2 separate regions of the Mus musculus genome follow, and region 2 is linked to region 1. The links are chromatin loops, found by intact Hi-C in ENCODE. Cell type or tissue: left cerebral cortex. All regions are shown on one strand.

Region 1 (4,000 bases):
ATCTGTGAGAGGCCTAGTGTGCTGGCGTCCCGAGGACGATGGAGTCTGAGGCAGACAGCAGAAGCTACTTCGGCTTTGACAAGCTGAATTTTTATGTAGGTGAGACCGCTTGTGACAACAGGAGTAGACAAAGGGAGCATATTAACACCATCTGCACTTACTTCAACAGACACTGACGATGGGCAGGCTGCAGGAAGAGAAAACTGAACAGTAAAAAAAAGGGAACTAGATGCTATATTCTAGTACTCTAGATGAAGGGCACTAATCTGGCAACTTTGAGATGCATGCACTATGAGCTTACAGAAAGCACTAACTATAACAAGAAGTACCAGTCACTAGCATTCATCACCACTTTGCATGTTTTTAAAAAATATGACCTCCCACAATTAAAATAATCATAAATATGGAAATATTCACCTAAGGAAAAAGTAACTTATATCAGTTGTGTATGTATTACATACTTGCAAAAAGTAAAATAAAGCAACTTAGAGGGCAATTACTTCCTATTCCTCTTCTACCAAAACTGTCATGAACATAGCATAGTTTTAAGATTGGTTGTTTAGAATAACTTGAGAAGACCAGAATAGTAATTACCAATCGGTTCAATACTGTAAGATTTGCAACACTGTTAACATCACAACTAGTTTCGCCTTTTATTTACATTTTAAATCTTAACCAAACGGTTTCAAATTTTAAGAGTAAAACAGTTTTTGTTACATAGGAGTGCCAGTGAGGTAACAAATGGAAACTCCTAATGGGACATTCTGCTCCCTGCATAGCACAGAGGCCTATGGGGCAAACATAGCTATCAAAGAAAAATCTTAAAAATTGGTTTATTTCTATACTAAGTATAATTTTATTAATTGTCAATTAAATGGCAGGCTTACATTAAGGGTTAGAGAAATTTTTTTAAAGTTTGTAAACTGTAACTTCAAAAACATTTTCAAGAAACTAATAACGGCTGTATTTTACATGAGCAATACACTTTAAGGAATCAAACAACTGAAATTTCTACCACCATTTAATAATAAATCTATTCAATTTTCACTGGAACATATATTGAGTCCCTGCCCTAAACCACCAGAAAGTTATCTGTTAGTTAAGAATGCATAAATACCAGCTTTCTCTACCCACACTGTACTTGAGTTCCAAATTCTCACAGGCAAAATCTATCCACTTTCAAACAAACTGTTTTCCTCCCAAACAAAAGCTTTCTCATTTCAGATCGCAATACTTGAACTGCAGCTTAGAGCTTGATGCAAAGCTTACTAGGAAAGGACTCCATGCCACTAGATCACGTCTCGGTTTCTATCTGCACACTAGGTTTCTCTAGCTGTCTACTCACAAGATACCCATGCAGATACTCAACTGTAAATCCTCCTGCTGAAGACTAAGTAGATAGGAAGGTAGGCCTATGCTACCCTGTCAAGCAGTACTTTGTCTTTTAAAATAGTTTATGGCCTGCTAAAGTAAGGTTTTAGTATATGTTATTCTTTTTTTTTTTTTTTTAAAGATTTATTTATTTATTTATTACATGTAAGTACACTGTAGCTATCCTCAGATACTCCAGAAGAGGGAGTCAGATCTCATTATGGATGGTTGCTGGGATTTGAACTTCGGACCTTCGGAAGAGCAGTCGGGTGCTCTTACCCACTGAGCCATCTCACCAGCCCGTTATTCTTTTTTTTTTAATTAGATATTTTCTTTATTTACATTTCAAATGTTATCCCCTTTCCTAGTTTCCCCTCCGAAAATCCCCTATCCCCTCCCCACTCTCCCTGCTCCCCAACCCACCCACTCTCATTCCTGGTCCTAGCAGTCCCCTATACTGGGGCATAGAACCTTCACAGGACCAAGGGCCTCTTCTCCCATTGATGACCGACTAGGCCATCCTCTGCTACATATACAGCTAGAGCCACAAGTCTCACCATGTGTTTTCTTTGATTGGTGGTTTAGTCCCAAGGAGCTCTGGAGATATTGGTTAGTTCATATTAAATTTCCTCCTATAGGGCTGCAAACCCCTTCAGCTCCTTTGGTATGTTCTCTAGCTCCTCCATTGGGGACCCGGTACTCTGTCCAATGGATGGCTGTAAGCATCCACTTCTGTATTTGTCAGGCACTGGCAGAGCCTCTCAGGAGACAGCTATATCAGGCTTCTGTCAGCAAGCTCCTGTTGGTATCTGCCATAGTGTCTGGGTTTAGTGGTTGTTTATGGGATGGATCCCCAAGTGGGGCAGTCTCTGGATGGTCGTTCCTTCAGTCTCTGCTCCAAACTTTGTCACTGTAACTCCTTCCATGGGTATTGTGTTCCCCCTTCTAGGAAGGATTCTGAGCTAATATCCACTTATCAGTGAGTGCATATCATGTGTGTTCTTTTGTGATTGGTTACCTCACTCAGGATGATATCCACCAGATTCATCCATTTGTCTAAGAATTTCATAATTCATTGTTTTTAATTGCTGTGTAGTACTCCATTGTGTAAATGTACCACATTTTCTGTATCTATTCCTCTGTTGAGGGACATCTGGGTATGTTACTATTTTTGTTTTATTTCATCTGGAAACACAGGCTGGCCTCAAGTTCAAAACTGTCCTCCCTCATGTTCCCATGACATGAAATTACAGGGACATGACATTATGTCTGACGTTCACCTTATATTATTTGGATGAGATTAGGTAATAGTTTGAATATAACTAGATTATAGTCTACCTTAAAAATAAAAATATTCTTCCAAACATACTAAAAATCTATGAAATCTCCCAAGGTTTTCAATTGAATAACATTGAACACAAATGAATGTGACCATCTCAATATAAACTGTGAGTATGCTGAAAGAAGCTAAGTGACTTTAAATGGAAAAATATTATCAAGCATTGTTACTGAATATTCTACAAAAAAAATCTGTCTCTACTTAATCTGGAACTGATTTTCCAAGTATTTTAAGGAATTTACCTTAAAATGTTCTGATAAAATATATTCAATTAAGAACCAAGTGAATTATACAGAAGGGGGGGGTGGAGGAGGGGAGGGAGGGAGGGAGCCCACAGCGATTAAACACATGTACCCATGACCTAACACCAAAGGTGAGCACAGGAGGGCTTGCTGAGAGCACTTCCGGTCTTCCCTGCCTGTCACTCGCAGCACTCCTCACAGTACGCACTTGCGAGAGATGCGAGGTGAGGTTGAATGTGTATCTCCTTCAGCAGCACTGCTGACGGAAGGTGGATGGTAAGGTCACACCAGGCTTCCTCAGGCAGAAAGATGTAGGACCAAGCAGCAGAACGAGCTCTTCGATGGGGCGGTGTGGCTTGCAGGAGCACCTCAGCTGGCTGGGCAGTAGGACTACTAGAAGTGATGGTACCTACAAGGAAACAGTGGGAAACAGCATGCAAACGTGTGAAAAGGATGCAGGAGAACACGAGAAATACTCAGATGATACCATATGAAGCTATAACAACCAGCAGAAAATAAACATCTGCTGGAATAGCTACACTGTCAGTCACCAAGCATGATGATCAACAGTAGTCCCAAAATAGCCAGTCAACTATTAGTCAGAGGACAAGTGACCATTAGTGAGCACATGTCTAGGGTAATTTTTAAATTAAGTAGAAAACTCTTGAGGACTATAATTTCTTTAACCATGAAAATAATGGTCTTTATTTCTCAGATGTTCATGAAACAACAATAAGAAAAGCATGAAAGAAATGCAGTATGAAGGAATAAACACCTAAATTAAAAATGTAAAACATATCAATGTTTAAGTCCTTTTAAGGTGATTAACATTTGAAGAGAGAACTGACCTAAAAATGTTGTACTTAGTAGAATGTTTTGGACCCAACAGCCTATAAAAGGAATTTTTTTATTTAAAATTGTACTAATCTAGTTTCAACTTGTGTCCACAACTAATTTTGCTTCACCTCATCAGAACACAGAGCTGAGTCATAGTAAGAGGCATAACCACTATCTTACCAAGTGGTGCAAAGTTATGGATTCCTTCTGC
Region 2 (4,000 bases), 55 kb before region 1:
TGATTGAATAGTGCAGCACTTCTCTGGCACGAGCAAGGCTTTGGATTTGACCTTTAGTACTCGGAGGGTGGGTGGGGGGAAGATACTACACACCACATAATATACAACCACCAAACAAAAACCTAAACTACAAAATACAGCCCACATATACACTGCTATTTTTGCAAGTGGAAATGAGCGGGCTTCAATAGCAGGGCCCTCTGCAAACTCTGCAAAAGTTTCTACACTGTTTCACTCTAACTCAGGAGAAACAGGAGAAATACTTTTATCATTCAGATTTTAAAATTTTAAACACAAAAAATAATATCTAGAGACTAAATAATTGTGTTATCACATCTTGCCTTAGAATATAAGAGTGATTGGACGCTTATAGCACATTGAAGTCTTTCAAAGGACAGTTTATGATGACTAGAAGAGGAAACTAGCTGGTTTTGGGAGTGTATTTGTATAGGCACTGCACGTGAGAAGATTTAGGACAACTTGAAGTAGTCAGTCTTTTCCTTTGCCCCACGTGGGTCTCAGATCAAACTCAGGTCATCAGGCATGGTGGCAAAGCCTTTAGTCACCGAACCATCTGGAAGCCCCACTACGCAGTTTCCACAGAACAATCTTTACATGTAAAAGATGCTCTGGTAATCACTAACTAAACAAGGGCAAGGAGCATGATGCAGATACTCTTGTGTGAAGCCTGAGGACTAGATGAAGGTGGGACAGATAGAGAAAGGTTGAGGCCATCATACATTATCAGCCACTTGCATGGGTTTAAAGCATATTGTCATACTTGAAACTTTAAAACTCTCCAGCACTGATTTCTTCCCACTGTGATAATAATCCTGACTAAGGAAGGAGTAGAAACATCCCACTATTACTATTATGAGAACTTGGGAGTGGGATACTGTAAGTCTTATTAGGAACTCAAGCTGTCATACGTCCTTCCTTGACTAGCCTTCTTCAGCAAAAATGTAATAAAAAATGTAATAAAAACCTTCACCAGTTTGGAAATAAAGGACTTGTAAGTCAGAGTGGCACTGGGGAGACAGAGGAAGGCAGATCTGAGTTTGAGGGCATCTTGGTGTACATAGTTAAGATCCAGGCCAGCCATGAGTACAAAGGAAACAAACAAACAAAAATAAAAAACATCCTTCGAAATAATACAATAAAATAATTTCAGGTAAAAGCCAACGCTGCAATAACAGAGCAGCAGCCACAGCTAGACGGCAGGTGGTGAGGGTGTATGTGAGCAAAGTTGCAGCTGAACACTTATCCAGGGAGGATCAATCCAGCGAGCACCAGGAAGAAGAGATAAGACTGAAGGGTCTCCCATTGAGCACTTGAACTAGGTGAAGGGAGTTAAGCAATGTCTACATATCTTCGAGAAAAGGGCAGTCTGGAAATTAAGTGTAGGAAGCTGAGAGAATCTATCTGAAGGGAGGCACAGTCCTGCTCTCCATGTTTAATGAGGGCGCCTATGAGAGACCACTAGGAACACAAGTCAGGGGACGAAGGAGACTTTGTTTGAAGGATCACATTTTAACTGATTGATTTTGTTTTCCTGTCAACTTCATGCATGTATGAGTCCCGATGTTCTCTCCACCCTCCCTCCTGTCCCTATCAAACTGCCTCATCCCTACCATCCCTTTTTCAGATCCATGACGTTTAGGTTTGTCTTATGAATAAATGCCTAACATTTCAAGCCCAACGACCACAAGAGAAAGTGAGGCAGCTATAAATTGGATCTCAGAAAAAAGTGAAAGGAAATTAAACAAGGAACAGGGAGAAAGAGAACAGTTTATGATGACTAAAGGAGGGAAGCGCTAGTAAGCAGTGGGTGGGTGTGTTCATGAGTAACCTCAGTGTGCGTCAGGTTGAGGAAGGCCTCCAGCAGTGAACGTGGAGTGAAACATAAATGGAGAGGAGACGGCAGGCATGGTGTAAGGAGAGAGAAGAGACCTACAAGTTTATACATGCACAAGTCCTTGCTCCTGCTTGGTGCAGAACACAAACTGGTTTCCAGTATTGGACATAACAGAACTAGCATAGATCAGCAAAGTGTTCTCTCCTCAGACAGCTGCCTCACTAGCCAAGGGTGGTCTTGAGTTCCTACCCTCCTGTACAGAGATGCACAGTGCTGGAACGGACACGCACGGACAGTTGTGGCTCTAAAGTCTCCATAATGTAAAACCTTCAACTGGATAAAAAAGTGGCAGAGCAGAAAAGTCAATGCACATGACCCAGAACCTTGGTGGCTTCAGTAACCACCAATCCCTGGCGGTCTGAGCTCATCCATTCATTTTCCTTATTTGGAAGCAAATCCTCCCAGATATCATACAATGTGTCACTCATAAATATTTCTGAACTGGAAAAATAAGGAAACACACCTGAAAAACTAGCATTCTTATTATCAGCTATTTACTTGTTTTAGTACTCAGCACTGGCTATCTGGGAACCCACCCTAGCCAGGTACAGGGATTAAAGGTGTATGCCACCACAGCTGACCACCTCCATCTTTTCAAGGACTGAAAAACAAAGAGGAAAGGAACCAGGAGGGAAGGAGACCACCACACGCACAGAAGGCAGGAGGGACGGAAAACAATGCATGGCAGAGAATGAAAGGATTATATGGAAGCAGCAAAATGGGTGGCTGTACAAAGAATGAGTCCCATGTATGGGAAAAATTCTGCAAAGCCACTGCATCTTCATTTCCCTCAGGGAATGCTCAAGTAAAACCAACTGCCTACCTTCCACAAATCTGACTGCTCTCACATTGGTTATTCCCAACCAGCTATTAGAGGCCCTCCATCTTGTACCTTCTTCTTCATACCAATAGCAAGAAATAAAATTATGTAAGGCAAGAGGCATAAGGTAAGGCTAAAGGATTAAAGACAAAACTCATGTGGACAATCTCTAGGATGTGCCAGAGACCTGGGATGAAGAGAGGGTCTCAGAGAGTCTAATAGGGTAACTCTAGCTGAGATTTCTAGCAGAGGGGATATGGATCTTGAAGTGGCTGCTTCTTGTAGCCAGGCAGGACTCCCTGTAGAAGGATAAGGACAGCAAACCATCCACAAAGCCTTCAATGCAAAATGTACCCTGCCTACAAGATGTGCAGGGACAGAGATAGAGCAGAGTCTGAGGGAATGGCTAACCAATGACTGCCCCAAATTGAGACCCATCTCATGGGTGAGAACCAATCCCTGACACTATTAATGATATTCTGCTATGCTTGCAGACAGGAACCTAGCATAACTGACCTCTGTCCCGGCAGCCAAAGGAACGAGATGCAGAGACTCATAAACAAACATAAGATGGAGCTCGGGAGTCTTAGAGAAAAGTTGGGAGAAAGATGGAGGGATCTGAAGAGGACAGGAACTCCACAGGAAGACTTACAGAGTCAACTAACCTGGACCTTGGGGGCTCCCAGAGACTGAATCACCCACCAAAGACAGAGCACAGGCTGGACCTAGACCTCCTACATACATGTAGCAGATGAGCAGCTTGGTCTTCATGCAGGTACCCCAAACAACTGGAGCACGGGTTGTCTATGAGCCTGCTGCCTGCCTGCTTGTCTGTGGATCCCATATCTAAACGACAGTCTTGTCTGCTAGAGAGGATGTACCTAGTCTGCAGCAACTTGATGTGTGGGGCTGATACCCAGAGGGACCTTCTCCTTCTAAAGGGGGTGGGGGAGGAGAGGAAGGGCTGCTATTGAGTTGTAAATAAATAAATTAGAACAAAACTAAACAAACTTCATGGACCCAATACCTCGCCAACCCCTGAACCCTGTCACACTTTTGGGCTCAGGTCCTGTAGTCACTTTTAATTGAAGAAGTTCTGTGAAAGCTATTGCAGCCATCTATACACTTTCTGTAACACTGCTCTTCTTTGGGAATTCCCGAGTCGATGACTTCATAACCAAGCTCACCTTGAGAGCAGCTGCATGGTGAGACATGGTCCTGCCCACCCGCTTGTCACTGCTGTACTGCTGGATGTCTGCAATCCA

The links. Peaks named below come from ENCODE experiments on the same cell type or tissue, not always from the same donor. Only the 100,000 strongest peaks of a DNase experiment are listed, where the experiment ranks them.
Region 2: a loop joins it to region 1, with 2.1 times the contacts of the local background. A loop is called at or near these places in 7 of 42 quality-filtered maps.

Annotation. Positions count from the first base shown.
Region 1 is chr17:74,642,656-74,646,655 of GRCm38, reverse strand. Birc6 (baculoviral IAP repeat-containing 6) reads right to left here. Exons shown (of 73, transcript NM_007566.3): 48 at 3,970-4,000; 49 at 3,161-3,361; 50 at 1-187. Among named protein-coding and RNA genes, the nearest start is that of Ttc27, 73 kb to the left of the region's middle. In left cerebral cortex, a CTCF peak has its summit at 1,528 (motif pointing right); no DNase peak of the experiment used is centred here.
Region 2 is chr17:74,697,442-74,701,441 of GRCm38, reverse strand. Birc6 (baculoviral IAP repeat-containing 6) reads right to left here. Exons shown (of 73, transcript NM_007566.3): 72 at 3,923-4,000. Among named protein-coding and RNA genes, the nearest start is that of Ttc27, 18 kb to the left of the region's middle. In left cerebral cortex, no CTCF peak of the experiment used is centred here; a DNase peak (open chromatin) is centred at 1,876.